Regions from separate parts of the Homo sapiens genome. Here region 1 is linked to region 2. The links are chromatin loops, found by intact Hi-C in ENCODE. Cell type or tissue: Calu3. All regions are shown on one strand. Each heading gives the region's core, and the rest is flanking DNA. Links, peaks and the distances in the headings are about the cores only.

What was found. Hi-C counts contacts between places; a loop is a spot of excess contacts. Peaks named below come from ENCODE experiments on the same cell type or tissue, not always from the same donor. Only the 100,000 strongest peaks of a DNase experiment are listed, where the experiment ranks them.
Region 1: a loop joins it to region 2, with 6 times the contacts of the local background. A loop is called at or near these places in 12 of 110 quality-filtered maps.

What each region holds. Positions count from the first base shown.
Region 1 is chr13:98,032,820-98,039,320 of GRCh38, forward strand. No RefSeq gene overlaps it. Among named protein-coding and RNA genes, the nearest start is that of IPO5, 82 kb to the left of the region's middle. In Calu3, for the core only: no CTCF peak of the experiment used is centred there; no DNase peak of the experiment used is centred there.
Region 2 is chr13:98,427,726-98,435,904 of GRCh38, forward strand. It overlaps FARP1 (FERM, ARH/RhoGEF and pleckstrin domain protein 1), which reads left to right. Exons shown (of 27, transcript NM_005766.4): 18 at 3,318-3,555; 19 at 7,851-7,981. FARP1-AS1 (FARP1 antisense RNA 1) reads right to left here and starts at 8,115. Exons shown (of 2, transcript NR_046595.1): 1 at 8,047-8,115; 2 at 7,680-7,933. In Calu3, for the core only: no CTCF peak of the experiment used is centred there; a DNase peak (open chromatin) is centred at 3,556.

The sequences.
Region 1 (6,501 bases), core at 1-5,000, 400 kb before region 2:
GGCTCACGCCTGTATTCCCAACACTTCGGGAGGCTGAGACGGGCGGATCACAAGGTCAGGAGATCAAGACCATCCTGGCTAACATGGTGAAACCCCGTCTCTACTAAAAATAAAAAAAAAATTAGCCAGGCGTGGTGGCGGGCGCCTGTAGTCCCAGCTACTCAGGAGGCTGAGGCAGGAAAATGGCGTGAACCCGGGAGACAGAGTTTGCAGTGAGCCGAGATGGCGCCACTGCACTCCAGCCTGGGCGATAGAGCGAGACTCCGTCTCAAAAAAAATAAATAAAAATAAAAATGTGTCTCTCTGGCCAGGCGCAGTGGTTCACGCCTGTAATCCCAGCACTTTGGGAGGCTGAGGCAGGCAGATCACTTGAGCCCAGGAGTTTGAGACCAGCCTGGCCAACATGGTGAAACCCCGTCTCCACTGAAAATACAAAAATTAGCTGGATGTGGTGCCAGGCACCTGTAATCCCAGCTACTCAGGAGGCTGAAGCTGGTGAATTGGTTGAACCCTGGGAATTGGAGGTTGCAGTGAGCTGAGATGGCGCCACTGCATTCCAGCCTGGGCAGCAGAGCAAGACTCCGTCTCAAAACTAAACAAATAAATAAATAAATAAATAAATAAGCCTCTCTCTGGAGAAAACTGAGAACCTTGAGGGGGCAGCAGAGGAGCATCACTCACTGCTTTAAAAAGTTAGAGAACGACGGCTTCTGGAGCTTCACCATCTGAGGGAAAAATGCTTATGTGGAAGCATTTCTAAAGAATATACCAATTAGATGAGAAATGCGTCAAAGCTGAGGACTTCTCTCCAGGTGTACGGCGCGGCTGCCGTTTCAGCTGCTGGTCAGGGCCCTGCCTTCATCCTTCCATGCTCAACTGAATTCAGAGGGCAGACAGGTGAGAATGAAGCTCATCATGAACAATAGAACCCTAGGGGCAAGAAAGGTACAAATGATTCTCTAACAGAGCCATCCTGGGTTAATTATTAGTGTGTCTCCCACGAAGCCCGTCCTGGGTTAATCATTAGTGCGTTTGTACTGTCTCTTCTGATCCCCCTCCCTTGTTGGGGAAAATAATCTCACTAACAACATAAAATTGGTAAGGCTTGAGGTCTGAGCTATTATTTAATTAAAGTTATTTTGAAATTTTTGTTGTTGTTTTTTGAAACAGGGTCTCACTGTCACCCAGGCTGGAGTGTGGTGGCACGACCTCCGCTCACTGCAATGTCTATAAGCCCGGGCTCAAACGGTTCCCCCACCTCAGCTTCCCGAGTAGCTGAGACTACAGGCATGGCCACATCCCCCGGCTAATTTTTTTTTGTTTTTTGTAGAGACAGGGGTCTCAGTATGTTGCTCAGGCTAATCTTGAACTCCTGGGCTCAAGCAATACACCCGCCTCAGCCTCCCAAAGTGCTGGAATTATAGGCATGAGCCACCACACCTGGCCTGAAAGTATTTTTAATTGGGAGATACTTTAGAAACCTTTCTATACATTCAGTGCCAAATAAATGCAGTCATTAACGTGACAAATAATTAATAGCTATTTGATTATCTAGTGTTATTTTTTAAGTGCCTTTTTCTTTTTTCTTTTGAGACAGGGTCTCACTCTATCACCCAGGCTGGAGTGCAGTAGCGTGAACACAGCTCACTGCAGCCTCGACCTCCCAGGCCCAGGTAATCTTCCCACCTCAGCCTCCCAGATAGCTCAGACTACAGGTGCACCACCACGCCCTGCTCATTTTTTATGCTTTCTGTAGAGACAGCGTTTCTCACTATGTTACCTGGGCTGGTCTCGAACTCCTGGACTCAAGTGATCTACCTACTTTGGCCTCCCAAAGTGCTGGGATTGTGGCCGTGAGCCACCACACCCATACTTTTTTTTTTTAAGAGATAGGATCTCACTCTGTCACCCAAGTCTGGAGTGGTGCAATCATAGCTCACTGTAGCCTCAAACTCCTGGGTTCAAGCCATCCTTCCACCTCAGCCTCCCAGCAGCTAGGATTACAGGCATGTAGCGACACACCCAGATAATTTTTTCATTTTTTGTAGAGATGGAATCTCGCCGTGTTGCCCAGATTGGTCTCAAACTCCTGGCCTCAAGCAATGCTCCCACCTCAGCCCCCAAAGTGCTAGAATTATCGGCATGAGCCACGGCACCCAAACTTAAGGCAATATTGAGATTCCAGATTCCACATATTCCCACTAGAATTATGGCCTGCTACAATATGGTAAGCAAATGAGTAAGAATTTGGAGAAACCTTGAGAGTTTTAGGACCACAAATAATAACATAGTAGGATTAAGGGAAACATTGAGGATAAATATTAGAAAATATGAAAAAAAGAACTGTTACCCTAAAATACAGGTTAAGCTAGCTCTATGTACTTAACACATTTCTGAAGAAGAATGCATGTTCCATATGGTGAATACTTTTTATATTGTTATAAATGTGGCACATGCCCATGGAGAGAATGATAGCCTTTATGCATGATGAAACCCGTCATTTTGACATAACTCTGGACTTGCTCAATTATGTCTTTTGCCATTACTATCCATTTTAATGCATTTAGCTCTCCCACTCAAAGTGGGCAAAAAGAATGCTCAATTTATTGATTTCTCTGTATAACCAAAGGCAGACATGGGGGTGCGCACCTGTTACCTCAACTACTTGAGAGGCTGAGGCGAGAAGGTTGCTTGAACCCAGGAGTTCAAGGCTGCAGTGAGCTATGATTGTGCTATTGCACTTTAGCCTGGGCAACAGAGCAAGACTCTGTCTCTGGGGGAAAGAAAAAAAAACTTGTGTGTGCCAAAATATGTGGCCGTGTGGTGGTTTTCTTTAGAGCAAAAGGGCAGCCCCATGACTTCAAGACTTCAAAGGTAAGCACGGAAATTTCCCCTGTGTGGAGTGAGCATTTTCATTTCCATCACCCTGAAAAAGGCAGGTCCTAGATTCGGAACTGGGGACTGGCGAAGCAGGCTTTTGATGAGAAGGTTTGGGACCTAGTCATGTGGGTCTCGTCTCTGACTGGCCCAAGCCCACGCAAGAGCACTTTCCCACTGGAAGCTCAACCAGCCTTTGCCACATGGAGCCAGCCCAGATATCAGGGAGACTGTGTTTCTTTTGAGATGGAGTCTCGCTCTGTAACCAGGCTGGTGTGCAGTGGCGCGATCTCAGCTCACTGCAACCTCCGCCTCCCAAATTCAAGTGATTCTCCTGCCTCAGCCTCCTGAGTAGCTGGGACTACAGGTGCACACCACCACACCCCGCTAATTTTTTGTATTTTTAGTAGAGATGGGGTTTCACCATGTTGGCCAGGATGGTCTCGATCTCTTGACCTTGTGATCTGCCTGCCTCGGCCTCCCAAAGTGCTGGGATTGTAGGTATGAGCCACCGCACCTGGCCGAGATTCCGTCTCAAAGGGCCCCGGGATTGGTTCTGCTCACAGTAGCTGGTGGACTGATGTAGGTGAGCACTAGGATGTGCTTCCCTCCGTGATTTCCAAATTGTAAGTGTAGTTGTATCCAAGGCTGCAGTCTGGTCCCTGCTCAGCCACTTCTAGAACACCACCACAGAACAACCCCACTGCAGGGGTTGCTACCTGTGCCATAGTAGAAGGTGAGAAAAACAGGGAGTTACCACCCAACCGTGGACTCCGGAGTGACACTGCTTCGGCTGTGTGCAGACAACAGGGAGCTGAGGCCAGGCTGCTCTCTCCAGACTTGTTCTGCATTCAGGTTCTGCCCCCACAAAGTATGGACCTGACCTGCTGCTGCCTCTCACCCCACTCGCTTCCACTCTCAGTTCAGACCCAGTGTGAAGGCATCAGATTGGTAGAACTCAAGTTCCATCTGAAAACCTAGCTGTGGCCGGGCACAGTGGCTCACACCTGTCATCCCAGCACTTTAGGAGGCCGAGGGGGGTGGATCGTTTGAGGCCAGGAGTTCAAGACCAGCCTGGGCAACATAGCAAGACCCCATCTCTACTAAAAGTACAAAAATTAGCTGGGCATGGTGGCACATGCCTGTAATCCCAGCGACTTAGGAGGCTGAGGCAGGAGAATCACTTGAACCCAGGAGGTGGAGGTTGCAGTGAGCCGAGATTGTGCCACTGCACTCTAGCCTGGGCGACAGAGTGAGGCTCTGTCTCAAAAAAAAAGGCCTACATCTAGGCCTGAGGTTGTGCTATAGGCTGTTTATTTCTCCCCAAAATTCATGTTGAAACCTAATCTCAAACGTGATGGTATTGGAGGTGGGGCCTTCGGGAGGTGATTAGGTCACAAGGACAGAGCCCTCATAGATGCGATTCGTGCCCTTATAAAAGAGAGCTTGTAAGGGAGCTCCTTCACCCACCTGCCAGCAAGAAGACAGCTCTATGAAGCAGGAAGCAGCCCCTCTCCAAACACTGAGTCCACTGGTGCCTTGGTTTTGGACCTTTGGACCTCTCAGCGTCCAGAACTATGAGAACTAAATTTCTGTTGTTGATAAGTCACCCAATCTGTGGTAGTTTTTGGGGTTTTGTGTGTGTGTGTGTGTGTGTGTGTGTGTGTGTGTGTGTGTGTTTTGTTTGTTTGTTTTTTGTTTTTGAGCTTTGCTCTGTCTGTCGCCCAGGCTGGAGTGCAGTGGCGCATGTCAGCTCACTGCAACTTCTGCCTTGCATGTTCAAGCGATTCTCCCACCTCAGCCTCCCAAGTAGCTGGGATTACAGGCACCCACCACCATGCCCGGCTCGGCTAATTTTTGTATTTTAGTAGAGACGAGGTTTCACCGTGTTGCCCAGGCTGGTCTCGAACTTCTGACCTCAAGTGATCTGCCCGCCTTGGCGTCCCAAAGTGCTGGGATTGCAGGTGTGAGGCACCACACCCAGCCTATAGCAGTTTTGATACAGCAGCCAGAACAGACTAAGGCAGGTGGGGAGGGTGCTCCAGGTGGAAGGAAGTGCACAGGCAGAGGCCTGGCAGTGGGACCACGTGGTGCGCTCCAAGAGCTGAACTGGTGTCGGAGCTGGACAGAACAGTAACGTCAGGGCAGGCGTTTCTGTTTCCAGCTGGACAAAGAGAAGTCATGGGCAGGGAGATTCAAAAGACACAATGGTTTTTCTCCCTCTCATGATTAATTTGAGATAGATTCAGTAGCTGAGAAGCTGAGGCAAGCTTGGCATTTTAATACTTACAGAGTGAGTGAAAAATGACCTCCACGCAGAGGGGAAAGCTAACAAATTGAGGGATGATGGATAGCTTCTCTCTCTTCAAAGAGGGGAGCCCCTTGAAAGGTTTCTGACATGAAGGTGAGGTTCTAGAGCTGAGCTGTCCAACCCAGCAGCCACCAGCACATGTGGCCTTGAGCTTGAGCTTGAGACGTGGCTAGCACTTTGGATGGGATGTGCTGCAGGTGTGAAATATATACCTGACTGCAGGAGACAGAGCGTGGGAAAAAAAGGAATCTCAGTAATAATGGAATATATGGATTCCATGTTGAAATGATACTATTTTGGATATATTCAACAAAATATATTGTTAAAATTAATTTTACCCCTTTCTTCTTACTTTTTAAAGTGTGGCTACCAGAACATTTTTCTTTTAAGACAGAGTTTCTCTCTTGTTGCCCAGGCTGGAGTGCAATGGCGCGATCTTGGCTCACCACAACCTCCGCCTCCCAGGTTCAAGCCATTCTCCTTCCTCAGCCTCCCGAGTAGCTGGGATTACAGGCGCGCACCACCACGCCTGGCTAATTTTGATGCACAGCTATTTTTTGTTTTTGTTTTTGTGTTTTTTGTATTTTAGTAGAGACAGGGTTTCACCATGTTGGCCACAATGGTCTCAATCTCCTGACCTCATTATCTGCCTTCCTCGGCCTCCCAAAATGCTGGGATTACAGGCGTGAGCCACCGTGCCCGGCTACCAGAACATTTTTAATTACACACATGGCTAACATTATATTTCTTTTTTTTTTTTTTTTGAGATGGAATCTCACTCTGTTGCCCAGGCTGGAGTACAGTGGTGCAATCTCAGCTCACTGCAACCTCCACCTCCCAGGTTCAAGTGATCCTTCTGCCTCAGCCTCCCAAGTAGCTGGGATTACAAGCATGAGCCACCACACCCAGCTAATTTTTTTATTTTTAGTAGAGACAGGGTTCCACCCATGTTGGCCAGGCTGGTCTCGATATCCTGACTTCAAGTGATCCACCCACCTCGGCCTCCCAAACTGTTGGGATTACAGGCATGAGCCACCACACCAGGCCCTAACATTATATTTCTATTGGACAGTGCTATTTTTGAGTGCCTTATTCTACCTAAACAAAATTCAAAGGAATTTGTTTAAAGTGGTTACCTCTGAAACCCCAGAGCCTCATGCAATTATTTTTCCCTGTAAATTTCAGGTCTGCCAGCTCCCTAGCCCTGTCTTGCTTGAGACTAGATTTTTATGTTATAAACCATGCTTCCAATAATATATCCATCTTTGAAGAATGAATTTTGAAGTTACAGAGTTATGCTTTTGGTAAGAAAG
Region 2 (8,179 bases), core at 1,498-6,497:
CTCCTCGGTCTGGGGAGCTGGCATTTCTGCATTCAGCCAGCTTCCCCTGCTGTGCTGGCATCTCAGGAGTGTGCTGATGCCATGAGCGTTTATAGCATGGAGCTCTGTGCAAGCAAAATAAAAATAGACGGAGAGGTTGCTGAGAGTCACTGGCAGCCTTTTTGAGAAGTTAGTTGGGGTTTTTTTTAATTGCTGTTTTTATTGTTTTAAAGAATTTCTATAAAGCATGGAGGGGCACAGCAGAAGTTTCCAGAAATGTGAGAAGCCCAGGCCAGCACTGTTGTCCAAATGCTTAGAGTGTTCTCGAGCCTGCAGTGTCTTTCCCGCTTCGCTCCCACCCCCGACCCGTGCACTCACCTGCTGTCATCAGTCTCAGCCTGATTGGCTCTTCCCAGACTCTGCACACAGGAGTGAGGTCACACAACCAAGGGAGGGTAGTCCAGGGTCTTTAACCACCTCCACAGAGTCAGAGACACCCAAATCAGGATCTCCAGCCCACGCTGTGAATGTCCACTTGCACACATCCATCCAGACGCACAAAAACGCTTGGAAATCAATGCAAAGAAAGGGCCTTTCATCCTGACCTTCACCTGCTTGGCAAGTGGGGACCTTCATTCCTTCCTGTATCGCCTGTCTCTCCAAGCTTCTACCACCTGTACCTCTTTCTGACACTTCTACCACTTTGCTTCTCCTGGCTCTCTGTTTTCTTCCTGCTAGGCGACCAGGCCAGCTTCCCAATGAGTCACCTCCCACCAACCCAGCCTTCCAACCCACTACTTATATGATGGCTGGAGTCACTGTTCATACAACACAAAACTGACAGCGCAAAGCCCTCCTGGTTTCTCTATGGTTTGGAGAATGCAGTCCAAACTCTAAACCTAGTGAAGAAAGCCTCTGCTCTAGTCCTAGGCTGTCTCTCCAGACCCTGCTCCCAACCCTTCACCTTCCACCCTGCCTTCCGGCCACCGTCAACTCATGTGTCCTCCCAAGACCTCTGCCTTGGCCTGGGTGTGTGCATTGCTTCGTTGGCTCTTTGGTATATACAGGGAAGACCTTTGGACACCCACTGTGTATGCCAGGCCCCCAAGGATGTGACGACATGCCAGGATGTTACAACATGATGATGCCCTCTCAAAATCAAATAGGGGACCACACGTGTGATAGCATCGCACAGAGCGACACACACATGCACGCACATGCACGCACACACATGCAAGAGCGTGTATAACTGGTGCAATCTGAATAAGCTCTGTGGGCTGTACCAATGTCAATTTCCTGGTGTTGATATTGTACTCTAGTTTTGCAGGATGTCACCATTGAGGGAGGCTGGGTGAGGGGTGCACAATCCCTCCCTGTATGTTTCTTTGCAACTTCCTATGAATGTCTATTTCAAAACAGAAAGTCATGAAATCAACCCAGCAGGGAGGCTGTGTGATAAGGGCGGTTGTGGAAAGACACAGCAGTGAGTGCGGGAGGATGCAGGAGTACAGAGCAGGGCAGGCCCCGGAGTAACCCCGAGGGATGGGGGGTCCTCAGCAGGGGTCACTGTGTGCAGAGTCTCTGGGTGCGAGAGTGTGCCGCATTTGGATGCAGGGCGGTCAGTGGGTGGCTCAGGGTGAGTCGCAAGCGTCAATGCCAGAGAGGTCAGAGGGATCCCGGCTTAAGGGGAGTCTGTTGAGTGGCATTGCAGAAAGTTCATTCAAGGGGCTCAACTCACAGTGAAGTGGAAGGGGCTGGAGACCACACAGCCAGAATGAGAACAGTGACCATGGGAAAGAAGACAAGGGCAGGTCCCACATTTTCTGGAGGACAAATTGATAGGACTTGGGGACGGGTTCATACAAGGAAAGAATGTGGAGTGTACCCCAGGTTTTAATGTCGTGAGTACCTGGCTGGTGGTGGTACCCATCCTGAAGTTAGAGAATAAATGCGGGGGCCCCAGCTGAGGCAGGAGGAAGTGGGCATGTGTCTGGACAGCTGTGTTTCCAGCTTTTTCCGGGGCGTGGGAGTGGAGAAGCCACTGAGGTTGGGCCATAGCCTGGATGAGAAATCTAGATCTGGTGCCGCATTTTCCTCTCTGACTTGGGCTACTCGCCTGTGCCAGATACTACCATAGGCTTTTCTACAAAAACAAGTCAATTACAAAACCTTTCATCATTTTGTGCCTTTTATATCTATAGACATGTATACAAATATACACCCACATACATGATAGAAGAATCTAGATTTCAGGCCGGGCGTGGTGCCTCATGCCTGTATTCCCAGCACTTTGGAAGGCCAAGGTGGGAGGATCACTTGAGGCCAGGAGTTTGAGACCACCAGCCTGGGCAACATAGTGAGACCCTGTCTCTAAAAATAAATAAATAATTTTTTTTTAAATTAGCTGGGTGTGGTGGCTCAAGCCTGCAGTCCCAGCTGCTCGAGGCTGAGGCAGGAGGATCCCTTGAGCCCAGGAGTTCGAGGCTGCAGTGAGCTGAGATTGCGCCACTGCACTCCAGCCTGGGCAATAGAGCGAGACCCTGTCACAAAAAATAAAAATTCAGATTTGGGAGTTACCAGCACATAGAGAGCAAGCCCACTCTGGGAGGTGATTATCAAGTGAGACTTGAAGAAAGCAAACTCGGTTTTTGTGTCCTGGGGTGTCCCCTGTCCTCTGCTCTCCCCCTATCTGCCTGGAAGTGTCCTTGCCTTGGGAGTCCTCCCTCCCACCCAGGTGAATTCATTCCTCCTTTAATGCTCTGTCATCCAAGCGCTTACTCTGTCCCCATCCCCACCATGACTCCAGGAGAGTCAGGGCGCTGTCTGACTCTCATCCATCTCCCCAGACCTAGCAGAGGAGGGGCTCACATAGCTGCTTAGCTACTGTCTGAGCAGACGGGGCGAGGGAAGCAGAACTGTGGTTTTAAAACGATGTAATGCTCACTGACGGCCCCTGGGCTGTTTGTTATCTGAAGACATTTAGAAGAAAACCACAGCCCTCCTTAAGGAGCTCCTGTTGATATATTTGTCCCCAGTTTTTCCAGGCTCAATTTTAAAGGAACATTTATACCTCTGATGTTATATACATAGCTTATATATTTTATGATCCATGTGTATTTTAAACTGCTCAGTACCTTAATAGGCCTTTTTATTTCATCCTGAGAACTTAAGTGAAATAACAAAAAGAGTGAACTATGAACAATGTGAAATTTAAGGAAATTAAACAAATCGTGAAATAGAGAGTGCAGGAGCGCTTCATTTCCCCAAGTGAAACTGGGCAGAACACAGGTGCATCCCATTCAGCTGAACAGGACCCTCCTCCTCTGTTGCCTCCCAAGCACCTGGCGGCTCACCTGTGGAAGCACAGCGAGGCCTTGGAGGCCCTGGAGAATGGAATCAAGAGCTCCCGGCGGCTGGAGAACTTCTGCAGAGACTTTGAGCTGCAGAAGGTGTGTTACCTACCGCTCAACACCTTCCTCCTGCGGCCACTGCACCGGCTCATGCACTACAAGCAGGTCCTGGAGCGGCTGTGCAAACACCACCCGCCGAGCCACGCCGACTTCAGGGACTGCCGAGGTGAGTGCTGGGAGCCTGCGCCACCTGGTGCCCATGCCACAGTTCAGGCCGGGTGCTCCCAGACTGAGCCCAGCCAGGGAGGGGCTCCCCGGGGAGAGAGGTCAGCTGATGCTGGGTCCCAGGTTTTCATCAGGGTGGGCGCCGGTTTTTATTCCTGCTCTGGTGTTTGGTTACATCTTGATTTTTTTTTTTTTTTTTTGAGACTGAGTCTCACTCTGTCGCCCAGGCTGGAGTGCAATGGTGCGATCTCGGCTCACTGCAACCTCCACCTCCCGGGTTCAAGCGATTCTCCTGCCTCAGCCTCTGGAGCAGCTAGGATTACAGGCGCCCGCCACCACGCCCGGCTAATTTTTGTATTTTTAGTAGAGACGGGGTTTCACCGTGTTGGTCAGGCTGGTCTCGAACTCCTGACCTTGTGATCCGCCCGCCTTGGCCTCCCAAAGTGCTGGGATTACAGGCGTGAGCCACGGTGCCCGGCCACATCTTGATCTTTCCGTAAAGAAGGTGCTGATGATCGTCAGGACCCCTTTCTTCCTTTGCCTCTTGCATGCATTTTCTCCTTTGGTTCCTGGGTGGTTTTGTGCAAAGATCCCTAGAGAAGCTCCGCTTACAGTTAGCCCCCACCCAGGAAGCTTGCTTCTACCCACGTGACGGAAACTCATCCCTCTACCATGGCCACAGAACATAGCTTGTAAGAAATCCTGTTGCTCATTGCTACCGGTCATTTGTAATGTGCCCATCAGCATAATGAGCATCTCTCCTGTATTAACTCTTCCCAAGCCTCAGGCACAGGTGAGTTCATCTTACATATGGGGACTACGGAGACTAGAGAGGTTAAGGAACCTGCCCAGAGTCACACAGCTTGGAGGGAAATGATTTGGAACCTAAATCTAGAACCCATGGTCACAACCGTCCTGCCCTTCTATCTCATGGACAGTCCTACCCGCTCGTACTTGCTCAGCCCCAGGCCAGGTGCTGTGTACCTGATACTGTACCAACGTTCACACCATTACTCCTTTAAGGACCCCTTTAGATCAATTGCATTATCCCATTTTACAGAGCGTGACGCTGAGACTCAGGGGAAGGGACTTGCTGGGTCACTCAGAGGTCAGAGCCGCATTCCAGACCTGCTTTTCCCACGGGGCCACGCGTGCTCTTCTGAACGGAAGTCGTTGTGTCTGGTGTCACAGTTGGTCTGTGGGTGTCTGCCCTCCCTGGCCTAGCATGCGGAGTTGGCCCTGCGTAGGTGGCTCCCGCACAGGTGGCCCGAATCCACACACCCACTAGGAGGGCAAGGCCCTTATTCCTTGCCTGAAATGTCAGAAACACCTCCCAACTCTTTAGCCAAAACTGTCATCTTTTTTAAAAATCCATCTTCTTACACCTTGGCTTAAAACCTGGGTGACGGCTGACTGCCTCAGGCTAAAATCGGAAGTCTTCATGACCTGGCCTGGCCAGCTCTCACACCCCAGCTGCGCAGCGAGCACCTGTACTGGGCGTGTGAGGGAGAAGGAACAGTGCGGCCCCTGACCTCACAGGACCCACTGGAGGGTCTGCAGGCAGGTACCTGGGTGCTGGAGGGTCTGCAGGCAGGTACCTGGGCAGTGGCAACCCTGCACTAGGGCCGTGAGAGAGAAGTGGACGGTGCAGTTGGAGCCGGGGCGTTAGGGGGTGTTGGGGGGATCTCGAAGGGAAATGGTGTCTAAGTTCAGAACTAACATGTAAATAGGAGTTTTCCTGGGTGAAAGGAGGGTGTGGAGAATAGAGTTAGAAACAGCACAAGCTCAGGTTCAGAGGGGACAGAGACCGGAACATTGCCAAAAGCGTGCAGGGCACAGGGAGAGCCACAAAGTGAGGCTGCGACAGAAAGCAGCGGCTACATCCCACTGCGCCCCATGGACCCCGCAAAGCCGTAACCTAAGAGCAGAGGCCGAACAGGAAGTGTTTTAAGGAGGGAAACAGTGATACCAGGCTTGTTCTAGAAAAACCGTTGTTAATATCTAGAATATATGGCGGACTCCTACAAATTAGTTGTTAAAAAAAGGCAACCCAATAGGTAGAAGACTTGGCAAAGTAATTGAGACAGTGACAGTTCACAGAAGGGGAACACAGGTGCCTCCTGACATGGTTTGTCATTGACCATCTGTCTTTAAAACAAACCATGCTGGCCAGGGGTGGTGGCTCACACCTGTAATCCCAGCACTTTGGGAGGCCAAGATGGGAGGATCACTGGAGGCTGGGAGTTCAAGAGCAGCCTGGGCAACACAGTGAGACCTTGTCTCTACAAAAAATTTAAAAATTACGAGCATGCACCTATAGTGCCGGCTACTCAGGAGGCTGAGGTGGGAGGATCGCATGAGCCCAGGAGTTGGAGGCTGCAGTGAGCTATGATTGCACCACAGCCCAGGCGACAGACCTAGACCCAGTCTCTAAAAACAAAACCATGCTGCCTCTTGCCTCCACACCTTGGTGCATTCCGTTCCTTCTGCTTAGAGTCCTGGCCACCACCTCCTTGGCCTTTCCTGGCCAGCTCTCTCTCGTCCTTTAAGCCTCAGCTTGTGCCTGGCACCTGATGTTGAGCTGACCTCCTGTCCGCCTTGTCCTGTCACACTGGCATTGCCTGTGTGTTGGCCGAGCCCGGAGGAAAGGACCCAGGGCCCCTCCTGGCTCTGAGGACTCCTCAGATCTGTCGCCCATGGGGGTGAGAGCGGTGTGTGGTTTTGAAGGCGCTGTTCTTGGCGGACTCATCCAGTTCCACTCTGCTATTTCTCTAAACAGTACCCAATGGAGATAGGCTATCCTTGATGATTGAGGAAGAGAGTGCTAGCTAGCTTAAAGCATGAAGTGGCAGCACTGTAGGAGCCTAGGTTTCCAGAGCTAGAGGGACACTGAATGCCAAGGGCTGTTCCCAGCACGCCCCTGCCCCTGAGCACCGGGGGCCGGGGTGCCATCATTCCATCATTTTCCTCTCAGAGCTCCCCACTACCCCCCAGCCCTGCCACTGAGCACTGGATGCCAAGTAAATGTTTATTGGACCAAACTGGGTGGTCATGTCTGAAAATCGAGCAAGGCCTGGGATTTGTCACTATGGCTGAGACCGCATTCTCTGATAAGCCTGGGAGAATTTAACTCGCATCCTTGGGGGAAAAAACAAGAAAACTAAATGCTTCCCTTCCAACACTGAAATGCTGGGGGAAAGCAGTGAAAGAGGTATTTAGAGTTCTGAAGACTGAAGTTCAGTCAACAAGTATTTCTTGCTTTTCTTGACCAAACTACCCAAGTGCTCAGCCGCTGGGGACTTGAGTGCCACCCAAACTTGTCAGCCACTGGGGACTTGCGTGCCACCCAAGCTTGTATTAATCAGGCACTAGCTTCTTTTAAATATTGGATGCCCACCAGTATAGGGGAGCCGTGCCTCTATCGAAAAATAAAGGCCTGATGTGGTGGCTCATGCCTGTAATCCCAGCACTTTGGGCGGCCAAGGCGTGTGGATCGCCTGAGGTCAGGAGTTCGAGACCAGCCTAACCAACATGGTGAAACCTTGTCTCTACTGAAAATACAAAATTAGCCGGGCGTGGTGGCACGCACCTGTAATCCCAGCTACTCGGGAGGCTGAGGCAGGACAATCACTTGAACCTGGGGGCAGAGGTTGCAGTGAGCTGAGATTATGCCATTGTACTCCAGCCTGGGCAACAAGAGCAAAACTCTGTCTCAAACAAATAAAAGAAAAGAAAAAATTTGAATTCTACAGCAATTCTTCACAACCATCTTGGTAAACAGTGTAATTTCCACACAAGACAGAACTGGGGTGTGGTGGAATGTTAGTTACCTGGAATATACTGACACTTCACAATATCAATTACACCTCCTCCCAAGGAGGTGCTGACTTTGCTCCAGATTTTTCTATGGCCTCTTTGTGCTCACTGTGCCTTGTTCTTTCCGAGTAACAGGAGGGAAAAGAAAAGTCTCTACCCAGGGACAAAATTCAAGGCAGTCTTCTTCCCCCGTGTCTTTCCCCTCTAAGCCAACAGGTCCGTCTAATTGAAGGACAGCTGTATGCCACGTCACCATGCAGGGGTCACTTAGTTTTAAGATGCTAAAGTGAAGCAAATAAATACAGAAAATACACCATCAATTTTTATTATAGAGAAATAGCACTGTTTTTGCTCAAAAGACACCTTTGAATACTGTGCAGGGACTGGAGTGATTTCCCTGCAGCGTTGAGCTGACAGCTGCTAGGGGAAGACCCCTGCCTGCCTTTCCCGCTGCAGACTGTGTATGTCTTTCCTTCACAGCCGCTTTGGCAGAGATCACGGAGATGGTGGCACAGCTCCACGGTACGATGATCAAGATGGAGAATTTCCAGAAGCTGCACGAACTCAAGAAAGATTTGATTGGCATTGACAATCTTGTGGTTCCGGGAAGGGTAAGCAGCAGTGGCCTCACTATGCACTGCGCGGGGAGCAGAAAGGAGGCATCGGAGGGACTTACATTTGAACCTTTTGAAGAGAGACCCTTGCAAAGCAAAATGTCCTCTTTCCATCCACCTGGGAGACAACTGGAAAAACACAACAGTGTCGTTAGTTCAGAATCATTGTGTTCGGAGGAGATAAAGCAATCCTCT